Linked DNA regions of Mus musculus: region 1 is linked to region 2. Evidence: chromatin loops called from intact Hi-C (ENCODE). Cell type or tissue: gastrocnemius. All regions are shown on one strand. Each heading gives the region's core, and the rest is flanking DNA. Links, peaks and the distances in the headings are about the cores only. Region 1 holds the start of Gm16193 (predicted gene 16193). Region 2 holds the start of Pcm1 (pericentriolar material 1).

Evidence for each region. Peaks named below come from ENCODE experiments on the same cell type or tissue, not always from the same donor. Only the 100,000 strongest peaks of a DNase experiment are listed, where the experiment ranks them.
Region 1: it touches region 2 in a loop (4-fold over the local background); 18 of 42 quality-filtered maps call a loop at or near these places.

The regions. Positions count from the first base shown.
Region 1 is chr8:41,051,812-41,061,727 of GRCm38, forward strand. All of the region lies in intron 3 of Mtus1 (mitochondrial tumor suppressor 1), which reads right to left. Gm16193 (predicted gene 16193) reads left to right here and starts at 1,221. Exons shown (of 3, transcript NR_166600.1): 1 at 1,221-1,512; 2 at 8,493-8,616. In gastrocnemius, for the core only: a CTCF peak has its summit at 5,393 (motif pointing right); DNase peaks (open chromatin) are centred at 1,550, 2,031, 3,041, 5,406 and 1 more place; H3K4me3 peaks cover 684 bases; H3K27ac peaks cover 3,255 bases.
Region 2 is chr8:41,231,115-41,241,030 of GRCm38, forward strand. Pcm1 (pericentriolar material 1) reads left to right here and starts at 8,645. Exons shown (of 38, transcript NM_023662.3): 1 at 8,645-8,849. In gastrocnemius, for the core only: a CTCF peak has its summit at 4,353; a DNase peak (open chromatin) is centred at 8,492; H3K4me3 peaks cover 1,397 bases; H3K27ac peaks cover 1,934 bases.

The DNA.
Region 1 (9,916 bases), core at 1,359-9,358, 180 kb before region 2:
ATTCCATCAACTTCTGAACACACCAGAGTCAATATCCATATCTCAAGGATAAAAGACACTGGGCTCAGATACATATGTATGTGTGTGTATACACACATATATATGTATATATTTACATTCTTAGACATAATTACATATTTATATGAAATATGTGTTAAATATTCATACTCCATGATTATCCATTGTATGATCACCCAACTTTACCAGCTGTAATAAGCTGAACACACTTTTATGACCTAACACATAAGCATTCTCTCCGTTTTCTAAGCACATTCCTCTTGGCTGGCACACTGCTTTTCACTAAGTTCCAACTTGAAGACTGACTACGCCAGGGCCAAGAAGTGGGAGTGAGTGGGTAGGGGAGCAGGGCAGGGGGAGAGTATAGGGAACTTTTGTGATAGCATTTGAAATGTAAATAAAGAAAATATCTAATAAAAAAAGAAGAAGAAGAAAACTGACTACTACAATGAGGCAGGAGGCCCTCGAAGCGTTTCTCCTTCCTTCCTACTCAGCTCCTAGCATTGTGGTTGGCCCAGAATCCTGTCGATTTCCAACTGTTGCCTCACTCAGAGCTGCCTATTACAATGGTCTCTTGGTTATGCTACAATGGGTTTTTCTAAAATCCCTATTTTCATATCCCCAGACCAGGGAATGTTGCAAGTGGAATAAGAAGCGGAGAAGACAGGACGTGGAGAGAGAATGCGTTGAACGTTTCAGAAAATTCTAGGCAGAAGAAGGAATTTGCCCACTCTAAAGAGTTTCTCTCTTCGGTCTCAACGTTGGCTTGTGAGCTAGCATGTCTTAATACATTCTGGCATCTAGTTAAATGAGTTTTTGTTTTTATTAAACTCCCTGTATCTGCACAGAAATAAAAACTCCGATTTCTGAAACTCTTTGTACATCAGCTTAACGCTCTGCTCTGCGCCGATCGTCTGCCTACCTGGCTTTAAGACAAATCACTGACATCTAAAGTTCAAAAGCAAAAAAAATCACAAGAATGTCTCATATGCCCCACATAGAGATACTAAAAGAGAACAGGCAAGACTAAGAGTTATCTGAATATTTCCTCATGAAGTAATCCCTTCAGACGGTATGCACTCTAACATGCCTCAGAAGATGGAGACAGCACTATCCGCTGCCCACCTCTCTCTATTCACCTGTGACAGACATCACTAATCAAATACCCTTTTTCTCTGAACCTGGAGGCAGCCAAAAGAGTCAATTGGTTCTTATCGACTGCCCAGTGTTGACAGATATGACCATACTCACTAACCACTTTTGCCACAAGAGAAACAAAACTGAGTGTCAGGAAGACTCATCCTTTCTGCCCACTTAGTTGGGCAAACCGAAGCGCTTTCCTTCCAAGAGACAGGGCGGCACCATGGTACTGCGGTGAAGAAAAGGAGTCAGGTGCATACGGCTGGAAGGATGCTGACCGTGGTCCAGGTCTCCCTTCCCGTTCATCAGGTTTAAGATTTGCCGTGGATTAATAGAAACCAGAACAAGCCCCAGGTGAGTAGTACCCTTTCCTGTCACTTCCTGTCAGCCAGGCTGCCACCCAAGTGCAGGAGAGGATGGCCCATTTCTTTATTAATCTTTTGGATCTCCTATTGCGGATGGAGTGCAAGCAAACAGCTTTGGTTGGCATCTCTGCCATTGCCCCACACCATCTGTCTGTCCTCAAAAATAAACATGCTTTTGTGGCCAAAGGGAAAGGGGAAGGAAATCTCTGGTCTCCATAGTCCTGCTAATGTGGCAAAACTACTTTCTCAAGACCTGCTTCCAAATTGCACAATGATCTCTCTCATTTGGTATAGAAAAACCACTGCACAATCTTTACACGGATATCTTCATACTAATTTTTCCTATGTACTCATTAAAAAAAAAATAAAACCTGAGAAACCCTCAGATATAAGAAAAATTGCCTTATACGCCTCCTTTCAACCAACTTATAACTCGAAAACATTGTTTCTAAGGATCCCCAAGTACCAAGGACCAGGTGCCAATTTCCCAACAGCACTGTGCAGTGGATTTCTTAACAGACACCACTAACAATACAACATCACAAAGCAAAAGGAAGCAAAGGAGGCAAGTGTGGCCCCTCACAGAGGCTCCAGTGTTGGAGCTGTCAGTCATGATATGCCAGCTAAAGATTAAGTGACCCCTCCATAACAGCAGCAAGATGATTTTGGTTCAAAATGATTTTTTTTATATCTTAAGGCAGTTTAAAAAAAAACGCATACACATTTAACACTATTATGTGAATTGTATATTAATTATAACTGAAGACAACAAAAAAAAAATCTGACCCTTTCATTTAAATCCTAAGGAAATATTTTTCTACATCTGCCAGTCACACACTCAAAACTTAGTATTTAGTCAGAAATTAAATCATCAAACAGCCTTTTAATCAGAAATTAAATCATCAAATGGTCTTTGGTAATAGGATAACATCATACCAAGAACATTGATAAGCTGAATTATAATTGGTTTAAGCACCCAACCCCAGAAAACACACAATAAAATTTGTTCCCAACAGATCCATTCACATCTTAAATATATATAAATACAATCACGAAACACCACAGTCAACATAAATTGCAAGCAACAACAAAGCTAATAACCAAGCGGGCCTAAAAAATCAATTTATTTAATAAAAATTTAAGCATGCTTACAAAGCAAAGAATCAGATGAGAAACCGTCGACCTACTTTTTTTCCTAGTAAGCGTGGCTAACAAAGGAATTATACAAAGGCTGTAGGATCCCACGACAAGCAGTGCCAGTAAGGTAGCATCATACTGCCTTTCTGAGCCGGCCGGGGGTGTGAGTGTAGAATTGATAAAGATCGTTGAAGAAATATCAGTTTCTGTACAACTGCGAAATCCTCCTGGTATAGTCATTTAAAAAGGAACAAAGCAAGCTCAGGCAGGAAAAGCTGCAGCCATGTTCATGCATCCCTCATGCTTGCTCCCAGTCAATTAGAATGGGGAGGGGGAGAGCTGTAAGCCGCCAGGCACTACACGGAACAGATTAAACCAGCTGCACGACAGACTAAGAAAGACTGGCAGACGTGCACGCTTAATCTGTAAGGGGGACGCATGGCCACTAGACAGGCTCTGCGGGTACACGGGGAAACCCTTTTGTTAACAGACAAAAAGAAAGGACAAAAGCATTTCGAAACCTCCTTGGCAGGGTCAGACAGGCTACTGGGGCAGTGGCCAGTTCAACATGGCTGTTCGATAGAAAACCCAGGGTGTGATATTATGGAATGTGTCTGCTCCGAGTGTCACAAACTCCATCATTATGGCTTTCAGGGTTTTCTGGTGATTCTATCAGGGTGGTTTGTTTTGTTTTGTTCTGTTTTTGTTTTTGTTCTTTTAATTTGCACAGTAGGACAAAGAAGTCTAGATGGGAGACGAATTCACAATAATAACAAATGCTAGTCATATTTTCAGGTTCACAGAGAATTAATTACCTGTTAGCATAAACCCTTTGGGGTTTTCCCCCACCCCTTTAAAATTTTAAACAATGAATACATACAAAAATAATAACCCTCTTTAATTTTAATTAACATACTAATACTATGTGCCTATGAGACCAGCCTCTGCATTCAGTGACCTGTCTGAAATGGGTCCTTTGCCATTAACTCAATGCCTATTGTCTATAATCCATCCTGTCACATACTTGCTGTGTGACTTTGATCTGGTAATAGTCTCTGAGCCTCAGTTAAGTCTCCTAAAAGTCCAAGGTAAAGACCAAGGTATTGGGGTGGAAGCAGTGGAGTAGCGGAGCGTGTACGTGTATGGTAGCTCTGTTGCTGGTCTACACCTAAAGAGTTTGATGACTCTGGCCCCCCACACCACCCCACCCCACCCCCCACACAAATGACATGCATTTGTCGTTAAAGCAAAGAGCTCACATCTCCAACTCTTCCTCACAAATGTATATAATCTGTCTCTTTCTCCTAATCTGCTTTTTATTATTCATAAGGCTATTTCTCTGTCACCTATATCCCTCCCTGTACCTATTATGATCCTAGGCACAGTGGGCCCTCCAAAGTTGTTTGTCTTAACTCATTCATGGATTATTTCGTGAGGAAATTTGAGAAGAAAGGGGGGAACAAAACAAAAAGCTCTCTTCTGAATGCATCTTTTGAATAAAGGGGGAGAAGTCTTTTTGGGGGGAAAAAAGAGCTTAGCTTCTTTGCTCACTCGGCATGAAGAAAATGGAATGCACAAAACCTTTCAGAGTATTCCCCTGAGTTTAACTTATTTATGATTAAGCTTAAAGCTGTATAATTTGTACCACCCTGTGGCTGGCATCTAAAGCAGAAGTTTACAAAGCACTTCCACAAGACACTCTTTCGAAAACCAAACCAAACTAAACCAGTGATGGTTTTCTGGATCTCAAGCTGGAAGAGCCCCAGCTACTATTCTTTTCCAAACAGCCCTGCAAACATGTCAGCTGGAATAATGTACTTTAAGTTCCTTTATATAGCACCTGCCAGTAATACGTAACCATTTCAGGGTTCCCTGGAGGTTCGTTCAAAGAAATCTATTCCTAAAAACTTGTTTCCATGTCAAACATTCTGAGTAATTACAAAGAAACAATATGTAAAATTCCCACTAAGATACAGAGACAAAATTAATTATTTGTGGACCATTGGCTTTGCCTATGTCTACTGTCTCAACCACCCACAAAAGGTGACATCAGTCTGACTTACAGTCACTGCTGTAGGCGCTCAGGTCGCTGTGGGTGCTGGCCACTGACCGGGTGCTTCCTGCCCTGCATATCAAGGATGCTTCGGATATAGGAAGTGGTCTAGGCAAATTCACCCAAGAAGAGAGTGCAGTTTTCAAGCACGGAGGCTTTCCTTGGGATTAAAAAAAAAAAAAAAAAAGGTTTCTATCTATCGTGAAAACTTGTACTTTAAGCTGGTACATTCAAACTTCTCTACCGACCATGGAGTTGTCAGAATGCAAAATTAATGTTCAACGCTATGATGCTTCAGATGAGAGAGACACAAAAGCCGCACACACACTTACTTCTTTTGAATAATTCAGAAGCAGAAGAGAGGAAATGATGAAGCAATTAGGCTATGAGAAGTGTGGCCTCAAGTAATTAACTCACACATCTCTGATGTGCAAGAAGGATGAGGGAAAAGAAAAAAAACATTAAGAAAGAAGCCTTTGGTAAAACCGTGATCAAAGCAGAAACGATCAGATGTGATACCTTTCCCTTTAACACTAAAATAAGCAGACTGCTCTGTTAGCACATGAGGTGGCCATATTTAAAAAGAAATAGACGAAAATTTAAAAGCACTCAAAGCAAAAAAATCACGGTTGGGAGAAAGCTTTCACTAAATAAAAAAAATGCTCGGAGCTGAACAGCAGGTGGCGCTATGCTCATTTTTTTCCCCACCCCGTTCCTGTTTCATCTTTCCAGTTGATTTGCCAAACTTGATGTGAGGAATGCTGTTCACTCAAATTTCTAAAACTGCGTTGCTGGAAACAAACAAACAAACAAAGGCATACATACTTGCCAAACAATTGTTTTGGTCAGAACTCTTCAAACTCGCTCACCTCTTGAGCAGTCTATTTGATGTGCTTTATGCTCTACTCAAGGACTTAGTGGAGACTGAACCTCAATTCCACAAGCTCCGCCCCATCCTCTTTCTGAAGACCAGATCCACTCACACTGAATTCCTCATTGTGTTTCAACAACGTGGGTGCTCTGGCTTCCTCTCGCTTCCCTTTCATTAGGCAATCTTCAAATCACTGGGACCATGCCTGTATCATCTCCGGATATCCTGGCACCGAGTGGCCCTATGCGAGCTATGCTGGTAGCATCACTGCCCTAGAGTGCATCAAGGGTTGGAAAGACCTTTGACAAAAATGATGCTGTCACATTTTACCAATGGCAGACAAATAAGGTGACGGTGGCAAAATGTTACGTTCACTGGTTTGTCCCCAGCACATGACAGAACACTTACCTAGCATGCACGAGGCCCTGGGTTCAAGGCCCGGTACCTTGAAAAAAAAAAATCCATTAAATCTAAGCTAAGCTGTTCAGAATTCTGGCTTCTTCTCAAGCCACCCCTGCCAGGTCAGGCTTCCCCCTTGCTGGTCTGGCTTTTGCTCATACCTCCTACTGGCTTCCTGAGCTTGATTGATCTGGGTGGAGACTCCGAGAGCAGAGGCATTCCCAATCCAACTCTGTTCCTTGGACTTTACAAAGCAAGGAGCTGCAACAGGTGTCTGCTGAAATCAGTGTCCTTCCCATGCCATGAGTAAATGACTCATTTTGTTAAAACACTCTCTCTCTCCATCTATACCAAGACATTTAATCGCCCATTTTACAAGGCAATTTGACTCTTTAAGTCTATTAATTAAATACAAGTCCTTACTAACAGGCACAGCAAGTGTTACATGTTCAAACACCCATTCCGCTTTCACTTCTCGTGCCAACCCTTTTCACTGGCTTTAGGTGGAATGGAAAAGCAGATCTTTAGAATACAAATTTATCAAACTGCTACCCTGTCGGAAAAAAAAAAAAAAAAAAAAACCATCCAGATGGAGTCAACTCCAAAATCAAAGGTCCGGGGATCAAATTTTCTGGGTCACAGCTACAATGAAGTCAAAACCTAGCAAGCTTAGGAGATACAGGATTCCTTGGAAAGGTGTGCTTCCTGGTACTGCCTCTGGAAACACCATAGACTTCCAGATCTTTCAAGTGTGCCTCCAGAGACCTACACCATGCTCACTAACGCACAGCCTGCCCAGAAGCACACGCGCCCATACTCGGTCACCAGCCCCTTACCTGCCCTAGCCCGCATTCCTTAGGAAGGTTCCAAGGGAACTCTTGATCTCCCAACCCACCCACCCTCTCCCTTCCACCTATTTCACCAAAAGCTTAACTTTGAAAAGCAGAGTCTTGCTCTGTTGCCCAGCTTCCTGGGCTCAAGCAATCCTCCTGCTTCACACACACACACACAATTTTCATATGCACTGTAGGCTGGGATTTGCATATGAGGAAGTTCGTGTGATTCTTTTCTGAGTTTGGGTGACCTCAGTATATTTTGTGACTCCATCCATTTTTCTGGGAGTTTCAAGATTTCACTTTTCTTTACAGCTGAATAATATTCAATAATATATAGTACCACACTTTCCTTATCTGTCTGTTGATAGACATATCTAGGTTGATTCTCCTTCCTCGCTGTTGTGAATAGCGCGGTAATAAAACATGGTCTCTCTAGTAGAGTGTGGAATTCTCCAAGTATGTGCCCAGGAGTGGAATAGCTGGGACACAGGGCAGTTCTATTATTATTTTTACAAACTTCCAAACTGATTTCCAAATAATGTATTGATTTGCGGTCCCACATACAATAAGTGGGAATTTCTCCAAATCCCCACCAACACTTAACAGGTTTCTTCACACCAGCCATTCTGACTGAAGTAAGACTGTATCTCAGAGTAGTCTTAATTGATATTCTTCTGATGATTAGGGATATTGAACACTTAAATAATTAGTCTTCTGTGTGTCTTCTAAGAAGTGTTCATCCTGTCAAATTAGCAGTATTATTTCCCCGGTGTTTAATTTTTGCAGTTCATTAGAGATAAGCCTCCTGTCTAGAGTGTAGGTGGTAAAGATATCCTCCCATTCTGTGAGCTGTTTGACCCACAGTCGATGGCTTCTTTCACTGTGCATAAACGTTTTAATCTCAAGAAATCCCATTTGTTGATTCTTGGCCCTGGTTCCTGTGTTACCGCGCTCTGTTCAGAAATGGGTGGCTCACCCCTATGTCTTTTCTCTGACAACTTCACATTATGAATTAAGAGCTTTTGATCTACTTTGGGTTGATTTTTGTACAGACCTAACGTCACTCTTCGGCAGATGGGCATCTTAAGATTTGTCAACATCATTTGTTGAAAAGGCTTTTTTTCCACTGCAGTGTTTTTGTGATTCCTTCAACAAAAATTAGGCTCCACCCTCCCTGCTTATTTACAGATCCTCGGTCCTATTCCGTTAGTTTAAGGGCATATTCTCATACTGAGCTGTCTTTGTCATTCTAGCTCCGCTTTATAATTTGAGGTTAAGATCATGACACTTCCAGCCATGTTCCTTGGCTCCTTTGGGTTGCTTTGGTTATTCGTGGTCTTTTTTAAGTTCCAAATGAATTATGGCTATTTAATTCTTAGCCTGTGAAATAGGACATTGGAATTTTGATGGCTATTACGATACATATGTACATTCACTTTTGTAATTATAACCGTTTACACAATATTAGTTCAAGTTCAAGAGCGCGAAAGAAGAAAAATATCACACAGGAAGTTTAAATTTATAATAAAACAGTTGCAGAAAAACATACTGCAGTATAATGGGAGTATCGTGGGGTCTGCCAAGATTGAGTGTACTAGAAAAGGCGTGGGTGAGAAGATCTCCATTCCCTCATCATTAGCATTTAAACATTTATTGGTATGGATTTTCTCTAGATGGCGAGCACAGTTAACAATGAAAAGTCATAAATGCAGAAGTCAATGGGGACCACATTCAAACGCACGACTCCCAGTACAAAGTGGATCCGGCAACCAAGAAAGGAGAAACTGGACAGACAAGGTAGATTCCAGTAGCTGTGTGAGTCCATCTGCAAGCAGTAGCTCATCATCCACCCTTTTATTTCACTCAAGAAGGACACTAAGTCAATGCCTACATTCATAGCTTGTATCTGGTTATTATGAAGACAGCCATTTTACTAGTGGAAAGTCATGATTTCCTAAGAGGTATGTTTCCTAGGGCTGGAAATGAAAGCCAAAGAATGAGCTCCCCAATGGCCCTCCTTTGTCTTCCCCTTCTATGAAATACTTTATTCTCCAAGAGAAAGCTCCAGGGCCTTTGACGGTGCATTGCCAGTCTCCCAGTGCTGACTCAGCCTACTCTAAGGAAAGGCCTGGGAAAGGTAAGTGAGTCCACACTGCAAGAGAGAAGCACCTTCAAAGGAATGACAGCAATTCCCGGAGCCACAAAACATCTACCAGCCAAAGTGATTTCCCATCTCTGAACTATCAAGCAGACATGAACAGGGACTTAACAAAGCTGTGAGAGGCTTTTCAACATCATCATAAAGCATATCACAGTTCACATTTGATAAAATGTATGGCTTGCATAAATGAGATTCAGTTATATGAGAGAGAGAGAGAGAGAGAGAGATCAGGGGAGGCAGGAGAGAACGAGATTGGGGGAAGAAGAAAGAAAGGTAGAAAGAATGAGAATCTACTACAATGTTACCTAAAATGGACAACACAGACCACTCTTTTAAAAATATCTGGGCTATGAAATCACATGGGAGTGTGTATTATACAAGTGTTTACTTGCTGAGCCAGGAAGGTAACTTGCAAAAAAAAAAAAGCGATCACAAAAGCACAGGCCTGTGTATCTGAAACATCTGACAAAAGTTTGCAAAGAAAAGTGTAACTAGGAAAGTCACTGTGGCCCATGACACAGCGCCTGGTGCTCTGGAGGGTCCATTCTTAGTGGGACCGCAGATGGCAGGGTAAAGAAAAGAGCAACAATGTTGGAGATGTGGTTATTTCACAACTGGGAAAGAGATGCCACTAAACGCCAGATGGGAACTTTAAACCTGAACTTTGGTAGTGAATATAGTGGAGAGATGGAGAGAGGCATGGATGGCTCTCAGTATTTGAATTAGAATTTTGATCACATGGTAGAAGACAGGCCTTGTCCAAAGGGAAGAGTAGAGAAATGGAGTAGAGATTAGGAGGCAGGCATACTTGCCTGAGCAAAGGGTATGGGAATTTTCTCTAGACCATGAGGAGGTGACTGAGGTCACTTGGTAACATTTAATTATTAATAAGGTGGGCAATCAGCAGGGACACTCAGGAAGATAAAGTGCTAAATG
Region 2 (9,916 bases), core at 1,117-9,116:
GTCCAGTCTATTTGGAGTTCTGTATGCTTCTTGTATGATCATGGGCATCTCTTTTTTTATGTTTGGGAAGTTTTCTTCTATTATTTTGTTGAAGATATTAGCTGGCCCTTTAAGTTGAAAATCTTCATTCTCATCAATTCCTATTATCCATAGGTTTGGTCTTCTCATTGTGTCCTGGATTACCTGGATGTTTTGAGTTAGGATCCTTTTGCATTTTGTATTTTCTTTGACTGTTGTGTCGATGTTCTCTATGGAATCTTCTGCACCTGAGATTCTCTCTTCCATTTCTTGTATTCTGTTGCTGATGCTCGCATCTATGGTTCCAGATCTCTTTCCTAGGGTTTCTATCTCCAGCGTTGTCTCGCTTTGGGTTTTCTTTATTGTGTCTACTTCCCCTTTTAGTTCTAGTATGGTTTTGTTCATTTCCATCACCTGTTTGGCTGTGTTTTCCTGCTTTTCTTTAAGAGCCTGTAACTCTTTAGCAGTGCTCTCCTGTAAATCTTTAAGTGACTTATGAAAGTCCTTCTTGATGTCCTCTATCATCATCATGAGAAATGTTTTTAAATCTGGGTCTAGATTTTCGGTTGTGTTGGGGTGCCCAGGACTAGGTGGGGTGGGAGTGCTGCGTTCTGATGATGGTGAGTGGTCTTGATTTCTGTTAGTAGGATTCTTACGTTTGCCATTCGTCATCTGGTAATCTCTGAAGCTAGCTGTTTTAGTTGTCACTGTTAAGAGCTTGTTCTTCAGGTGACTCTGTTAGCCTCTATGAGCAGACCTGGAGGGTAGCACTCTCCTTAGTTTCAGTGGGCAGAGTATTCTCTGCAGGCAAGCTCTCTTCTTGCAAGGCAGGTACCCAGATATCTGGTGTTCGAACCAGACTCCTGGCAGAAGTTGTGTTCCACTCACTAGAGGTCTTAGGATCACGTGTGGAATCCTGTGTGGGCCCTTGCGGGTGTCAGGCGACTCAGCTGGCAAGGTAGCCGGGGCTCGAGTGGAGTGTAAGGGGTTTGTGCCCCAGATCAAGCCCGGGTAGCCTGCTTCCCTATGTACCGCAGTCTCAAGTTCCACGCGATTGGATTGGGGTAGGCGCTGTGTTCCACTCACCAGAGGTCTTAGGGTCCCGTGGGGAGTCCCGTGTGGGCCCTTGCGGGTGTTGGGCAAGACTCTGCTGGCAAGGTAGCCCGGGGCTCGAGTCTCGAGTCGAGCGGAAGGGACTTGTGCCCCAGATCAGGCCCGGGTAGCCTGCTTCCCTATGTACCGCAGTCTCAAGTTCCGCGCGATTGGATTGGGGCAGGCACTGTGATCCACTCACCAGAGGTCTTAGGGTCCCGTGGGGAGTCCCGTGTGGACCCTTGCGGGTGTTGGGCAAGACTCTGCTGGCAAGGTAGCCCGGGGCTCGAGTCTCGAGTCGAGCGGAAGGGACTTGTGCCCCAGATCAGGCCCGGGTAGCCTGCTTCCCTATGTACCGCAGTCTCGAGTTCCGCGTGATTGGATTGGGGCAGGCACTGTGATCCACTCACCAGAGGTCTTAGGGTCCCGTGGGGAGTCCTGTGTGGACCCTTGCGGGTGTTGGGCAAGACTCTGCTGGCAAGGTAGCCCGGGGCTCGAGTCATGAGTCGAGCGGAAGGCGAGATTTTTCTATTTAATTAAAAATCTACATTTAGTTATAACACGCATACCTTCATGCTGCAGGGATGGGTAGAGATTAGGAAAGAACATACTTTCAGTGTAGTCTTTTGTTTACTGTGACATGTGTCCCTTTAATTTGATCCTAAGAAATGCACATTCCACATATGATTACACTGCTGCAGGTCTGCACAGGATTGCAATGGATAAAAAGGACAAGTGAAAACTTATAACCCCAAGGAAGACATAGGAAATGTGTGGTAGTTACAACTCCATAGAAACCAAGCTGGAGAAAGGTGGAGGGCAAGCCAGCATGGCTGGAATTATTAGAATCACCAAGAATTACATTTATGAAAGGAGTGAGTATTTGAGAGAAATGGACACAACTTGGTTATGAATAAGTGGGCAAGTAACCCAAATGTAAACATTAATATTACATTTTGAGAACAGAAGTTAGATTTTTGGGGGGGTTGGTGATGAAGAATCCTAACCATGCAGTAATGGGAGACGCCATAGTAATATGATAGGGAACCAGAGAAGGGTATCAGAGGTTTTGAAACATTAATTATACATGTGGATCAGATCGAATTAGCAGGTATAATCACATAATTGATTCAATTATATATGTTAGCATCGTTTTCTTTTCAGGAAAAGAGATACACAAAATCATAATTAATATGCTTTTCTCTGAGCAGAGACTAACCAGTGCTTCTCAGCTAGGAGTGATTTTCTTTTCCCTGCTCTGGGGGATAGTTGGTATTCAAAGTCAGAAGAGCCTTTGGTTTCCATCACTGAGAATATAGTCGTTTTAGGTATCTTGTAAGTAGACACCAAGTAACACTGCTAAATATTCTGCAGTCACTCCTACCCCTAAAACAAAATAACAACACACACACGTTGCAGGATACTTGATTACATTATGAACCCTGAGGTTGTATTATTTATTGGAAAAAAAAGTTCTAGTTGTGGGGCTCAGCCCTTAGCACATACCTTTAATCTCTCTGGCTGAAATATAGACATGCCCCTAGTATACAAACAGTGAAGGTAAAGTTAGTCTGTACAGGGAACATGATGTCTAATTGAGCGGCAGAGAAGGTGATGAATCTAAAAAAGATTTGACAGAATAAGATATACTCAACTCTCACAAGGAGAGAGAGAGAGTGGAAAGGGAAGCTACTTGAGGGGCTGTGCAGAGAGCAATAAAGGAAGGAGACAGTTTTACCAGGAGGGTTTTAGAGAGACAGGTTACAGAGAAAGAACACGTTAGTCACAGGTGAAAACAGAACGAGCCAGAGAATCAGAAGGAGTCAGAAGATTAGGACAGACTGCCAGAGTTCGTTTGAGGCCAAGCAGAGCAATTCAGAAGAAGCCAGTTTGAATCCATTGGTGTGGAGAGGAATTTTGACCAGGAACAGCTGAGTTGACCAGCCAGCCAGAATTCTGGAAGAGGTAGAGAGGGCGAGTTTACTCAGCAGTCAGTCTCAGAGGCTGAAAACAATTCTAGGCCTAGGTTAGATTGAAAGGAGGCTAGAAGCTTCCAGGACTAGGCCTAGGTTAGCAGACTGAGGCAGTGAAACTCAGAGATGACAACAACCAACAGGAGAACAAAAAATAATTTCACTCAGACACACAGACACACACACAGACACACACACATACACACACACACACACACTCACACTCACCAGTCAGGCCAGCAAGATAGCTCAGTGTGTAAATGCCTGTTTCCCAGCCTGAAAACCAGAATTCTTTCTGTAGAAGCCACATGGTGGGAGGAGAAAACAAACACCCAGAAGTTGCTCTCTGATCTGCATGCATACACAAAGTTACAAACAAATAAATAAAAGAACAAATATCAAGAATCATTAAGCTCTCTATGTCAATGGTGCCATAAATAAGAAACTTGGAGCTAGATTAAATCAGAGATGTAACATTGCATGAAAGGAACAATAGCATAAGAAGTAGTTCAGAGGTCTTCAGTAAGCATCTTACTTGGCATGACCAATATCTTCTTTCATCAAGTTATCCACTAAGCTAATTTAAAATGAGTTATCTATAGCTTCAAAGTATATTTCAAAATTACTTTTACATTCTACTGAGCCTTTGCATGCACATATATCAACATGGATATATCTCAGAAAGATAATGGCTAATGAACAAAGCAAGTCAGAAAAGAATACATTCACTGTGATACCAATTTTTATCAAATTTGAAAATAAAGAATAAAATAATATTTGTTCACGAACATGCAAAATTATATATGAACAGTGAAAATGATAATAGCCAATTCAGGATAGTATTTATGATTGAAAAGAGAAGTGAGGGCTGGAGAGATGGCTCAGTGGTTAAGAGCACTGTCTGTTCTTCCAAAGGTCCTGAGTTCAGTCATCTGTAAAGGGATCTGATGCCCTCTTCTGGTGTGTCTGGAAAACAGCTATAGTGTGCTCATATAAATAAAGTGTTAAAAAAAAAAGAAAAAGAAAAGAGAAGTGATTTTGTAGTAAAGAATGGGGAGTTCATAAACACAGCAAATCAATGATTTGGGTTATTTAATGAATCCTTAAGGGATTTTATTATTTTAGCTTACCACATATATTTTATATATTTTTTTTGTGCTGTACCAAAAAAAAAAAATCAAGTAATATGACAATAAGCTTCCATTGTAATGGGCTATTGGATTCTGAAGCTATTTCCCTTACATTCTATCACCATCTGCAGGTTAATCTTGCTATTGCAGAAAATTGTTGTTTCTTTTCAGACAAAACCAAAAATAAATTAAGGAGCACCAAAATAAATGCAATTTACAAGGAATTGAGAATATGTACAGAAGTACAAATTTTCAGTTATAGATATAATCTGTTATTAGTAAACATGCAAAAGATATTTTAAAATACAAACAATATAAACACAAAATGTTATATTGTAAGTACCACATAACCAGTGCCCAACTACATATCAAGAAACAGAAACAAGTAGTTTTTTTTTTTTTTTAATTTAATTCTATTTTTTACTTATTCACTTTACATCTTGCTTACTGCCCCCTTCTGGTCACCACCCTCCTACAATGGGGGAAGGGAATAGGGGATACTTAGAATCAGGTGTGGGGAGGAACAGGAGAGATGGCCATATGGTCATAAGAGCGAATGGAAATCTGCAACTGGGGTGAGGAGGTGGGGGGAATTTCCAGGAAGAGACAGAGACCTGGGATAAGGAACGGCCCAAGAATCGATGGAGGTGACCTTAGCTGTGACTCACAACATTGGGGATATGAACCCTGAATAGGCTACCTCCTGTAGCCAGGCAGGAACCCCAGTGGAGTGATAGAGACTCCAACCCACCCACAAAACTTTGAACCCAGTATTTATCCTGTCTACAAGTAATGTAGGCACGGGGGAGGGAGCAGAGACTGAGGGAGTGGCCAACCAAAACTGGCCCAACTTGAGACCCATCCCATGGGCAAGCACCTATCCCTAGCAGTATTAATAATACTGTGTTATGCTTGCTGCCAGGAGCCTAACAAGTAGTATTTTACCCATCATGATGACTAACTTGTGATTAATGTTAATGGAAACCCGAGTAAACTGAATTGTATACATTTAGTTACTCCCTAACGCCAAACTAGGTACCACCTTTTCTTGCCATTACTCCCTTTTCTCCTCTGCCTGGTTTGTGCTAAACATGGTCACCAGGTTAAACTCTCAACTATTTCATGTTCAGTCTAGAAGACAATGCCCATAATCCCCTGACACACAAAGGGTAGGGACAGGACGATTGTAAGTTTGAGGCCAGCCTGACAAAGAAGAAAGAATGGGAAAGGGAAAGAAAAATAAGAGCTCCAAACGATGACACCATTTCATACACTAGCAAGCCTTTGTTGCAAGGACCATGATATAGCTGTCTCTTGTGAGACTAGGCCGGAGCCTAGCAAACACAGAAGTGGATGCTCACAGTCAGCTATTGGATGGATCACAGGGCCCCCAATGGAGGAGCTAGAGAAAGTATCCAAGGAGCTAAAGGGATCTGCAACCCTATCGGTGGAACAATATTATGAACTAACCAGTACCCCAGAGCTCTTGACTCTAGCTGCATATGTATCAAAAGATGGCCTAGTCGGCCATCGCTGGAAAGAGAGGCCCATTGGTCAGGCAAACTTTATATGCCCCAGTACAGGGGAACCCCAGGGCCAAAAAATGGGAATGGGTGGGTAAGGGAGTGGGGGGGGTGTGTGGGGGACTTTTGGGATAGCATTGGAAATGTAATTGAGGAAAATACGTAATAAAAAAAAGAAAAAATATAAAGTAAAAAAAAAAAAATAAGAAAAATAAGAGCTGGGGACTTGCACATCGTCGCATTGCACAGGCCTAGGATGTGGAATGCACTAGTTTTCTCTCCAGAACTGCCAAAAAACCCAACCAAACAACAATACTTCTCCTAAAGTCTCTTTGTGTAGCTTTAATTTAATCCTATTTTTAATGATGGTTCTTAAATTCTTTAACTGTTCTTGTAGCCCACCACCCACAAGAGGTGGTAGAAAAGAGGTAGCAAAACACCATCCAACCGACTTTCTCAAGAACCCGTAAGTTTTTCACACATTCCCTGGAGAACAAAGTCCAATCTGTTCAGATTGGTAATAAGACTTTCTATACTTTGGACCCAACCTGTTGCTCAGTCTTACCTTGTTCAGCCTCCTCTGTGCCTCACCCCACATGAATCTCTACTTCCACCAGCCTGGTTTCTGTGCTGGCCAGTGCTAATTCGGAATGTACTATGTATTCCTGGCATAACCCATCTCCTTCCAATCAGCCTGCCATTCATACTCCTGAGTATTTCAACAAATATGTTCAATATGTCTCCTAAATGCCAAATATTGAAAATCAGTTCCCATATGTATTTTAATACCCAACCTCTTTGTTTCCCACATTTTTACAGATGGCTGTACCATATTTCATCTTCCATAGAAGTCCTAGAGCTACTATTATTTTTGAGATAATATAGCCCTACTCCCCCTGTCCCAACTACTAAAGTGCTTTCTGCCCATATCATTTATTTTGTCATAATCAGGTATTATTAATACCAAACTGATTCATTTCCTAAGGTATTGTATGTCTTTATATATACAAGCTACATTTTTGGAAGTCAGGATAATTTTACAGCATCTCAGGCTTCCCCCACTCCCCATATTTCCCTAAAAGACCAGTGATGCTTGAGGAAAGTTATTTAAAAATATGCAGTATTTTTATTCTTTGCAATTTTCATGTCACGTATTTTGATCATATTCACATACCTCAACTCTTTTTCATAGGTTCTCCAAGATTCACCCTGCACTTCTCCCAAAATGAAAGAGAATCATATCCTCTTAAAACACACACACACACACACACACACACAGAGACACACACACACACACACACACACACACACACACACACACACAGACAGAGAGACACAGAGAGTTCTGTGTAAGCAACTTAGTCACACACACACACACACACACACGAGAGAGAGAGAGAGAGAGAGAGGGAGAGAGAGAGAGAGAGAGAGAGATCTGTGTAGGCAACTTAGTGAGACTCAGATCCAAATGAAAAATAGAGGCCTAAAGATTATAGGTCAGTAGTAGAGTACTTGCCTAGCATGTCATGTCGAAAAGCCCTAGGTTCAATATCCACTACCCGGCTGGGTGTGTAGCTCAGTTGACAGAATGTTTGCCTAGCATGCATGAAACCCTGGGTTTGATTTCCAGCAGTGTACTGATTCATTTCCTTAAGGTATCGTATGTTTTTATGTATACAAGCTACATTGAGGTGGAATGCTACACTTCAGCATTCCACAAGCAGAAGGATCTGAAGTCAGAGATTTGAGGCCAGCCTGAGATACAAGAGACGTTGCCTCAGAAACAGGATAAAAACGAATACAGAAGGCTATGGACACAGTAGTAAATTGCCCTGGGCAGGAAGAGTTTAGTTGATAGGAACCGTGGTGCTCTGAGAGAGTTGTAGTATTTTGTTTTGTAAACAATTTGTTGGTAATTGTGTGGAGCAATTTATTGTGGAAAAACAGAAACCTATTCTTTCTCAATTACATTATTTTACATTTAAAAAAATCCTATTTTAGACATTTAGAAGCTGTCTAAAAACAGAATGTGTATGCATGCAACTAAAATCGACAGGTAGTCTTAACTTCGGAGCCTGGCATATTGAAAGCCTTGCAACTTAAAAAAAAAAAGTTTTGTTTTGTGCTGTTTTTATGACACTATTTATCCATTTATTAACCTTAACACAGCCGTTAGCAAGAATATAAATTAAACAGGATTTCAAAGACTATCCGTTCAGCGAAAATTTCACAAGATTAAACTCTGTTTACAACTACTTCTTTCTACCAACAAAGTAGCGGGACAGCGTTCCAAGTGGCAATGACCACTGACAATCTTATTTATGATTCTTCCACCGACTAAGCACACATGACATACTGATTTAATATCCTTGCTAAAATTAGGGGTTAGATTGTAAAGGCTCATCAGTATCCTTCGTGATAGGAAAGTGGGTAGGAATGCACTACAAGGGTTCCCAGTCTTCCGGTCTCCATCTGGAAGCTCATGCCTCCACAGAAAATTAGAAAGCGCCCGGAGACTTGCAGTGAGCTAAAGCACTTATAAACCCCACAGGCCTCAAGCCTTAAAAAACACAGCGGAGCCATCTGGCAGGCGCACAGCACACTGGGATTTGTAGTTCCGTTTCTTTTGGCTACCCAGTTGAGTGGGCATTCTGGGATGTGTAGTTCCCAGGTTGTTCGTCTGCACAAATCTTTTCCTGACTAGAGGGGCGGTACGTGACTCCACGGAAGGCCCGAGCGTCACGTGACTCAGGTCACCGCACGCCCGGAGTTCGCACTGCGGCTCCAGCCCCGGCGAGTTCTCGCCCCCGCGCAGCCGTTGCCGAGGAGACCGCGCTCGTCTCGCGGAGCGTTGCGCCCCCCCCCCCCTCTGCAGTTCCCCCGCCCCCCACTCTTCTCCCACCACAATGAGGTCCTAAGATGGCGGTGGCTGCGGCGGTTGGCGCCTAGTTAGCTAATGTAGAGAAGGCGGCCATTGGGGCTTTGGGCAGTCGAGGGGGATTTGTGGGCCTCCCTTCCGCGGTCTTGGAGGAAGAACCGCTGCCGGCGGCGGCTCCTGGAGGGGCGGCCGACCGCCACTCGGCCCTTGGCAGGAGGGGCGGCTTCGTTTCCAGGTAACGCGGCCCTGGGCCACCGCGGGCCGGAGCACAGGGTGGTTCGAGGCGGGCGCGGCGCTGGAAGCGGCCTGGGGCCACGCCTGCCCGTTTTAACTCTGAGGTCCCATGGCTGCGCGATCCTTCCCCACCCCCAGGCTGTCATCGGCTCCTCTCGGCGCCGACTGACACGCTAGCTCTGGCGAGCGTCTGGGACGACGCTGGCTGGCGCCTCCACGATCTTGGGGCGTCCCATGTGAGGACCGCTCGCCCGGTGCTGGAGATTTCACCCCCCTCCAGGGTGGAGGGGAAGGTTGCCTTGTAGTTCGGGGTGATGAGTTCCGAAAGAAACTGGCCTTGGCGGCCCGAGGCCCCGGGGACCGCCATCCCTCCCAGCCCACCCGCCGAATTCCATCCTGGGAGGGGTCCCGGGCGGCCCGGATCCTCCTGGGTGCAGAGAGTCTGTGGCCCGGGAGTTTTCTGCGGTCCCTTTTATTCTTGGAGCAGGAAGGCCCCTGGAGGCGTTCCTGACTCCTGCTAGTAGGTTCTTTTCGCTAAGAAAATGTTAATTTAATAATCCTTCTCCGCGCTCCTCCCACTGCCCCTTCTTCACCCCTTCGGGAAGATCCAGTTTCTTTACATCTAGAATGGGTGGTGGGGGGGCGAGGGGGAGACTGGGGATGGGTGGGTGGGAGGGAAGCGAGATGTCCAGTGGGATTCTGGCAGCCTGGCTTGCTTTGCAGAGACTGCTGTTAAGGATTAGGTGTTCGGCCCCCCTGTGGGGGCGTCTGCGTGAACCAACTTTTCCTCTCGCGCTAGCCTGGTCCAAACCCAAAACAAAACACAAAACGTTTTTTTCCTCCCCTTTCTTTCATGGCGGTATTAGGATTGGTGTGGGAACTACGGGTGACAGATCGTGCTTTGGCGCTTAGAAGAAGCGGGCTTTCTGGGTGCCCCTACCGCCTCCTACCCCCGCCCCATAACCGCTTTCCAGACCCCGCCTTCGGTGTTCTCTGGTTACTAGAGCCGGTGTTCAAGAGCTTTTTGTGCACCTGCTTCTGCCTTTTCCCTATCACCTTCCTGGTCAG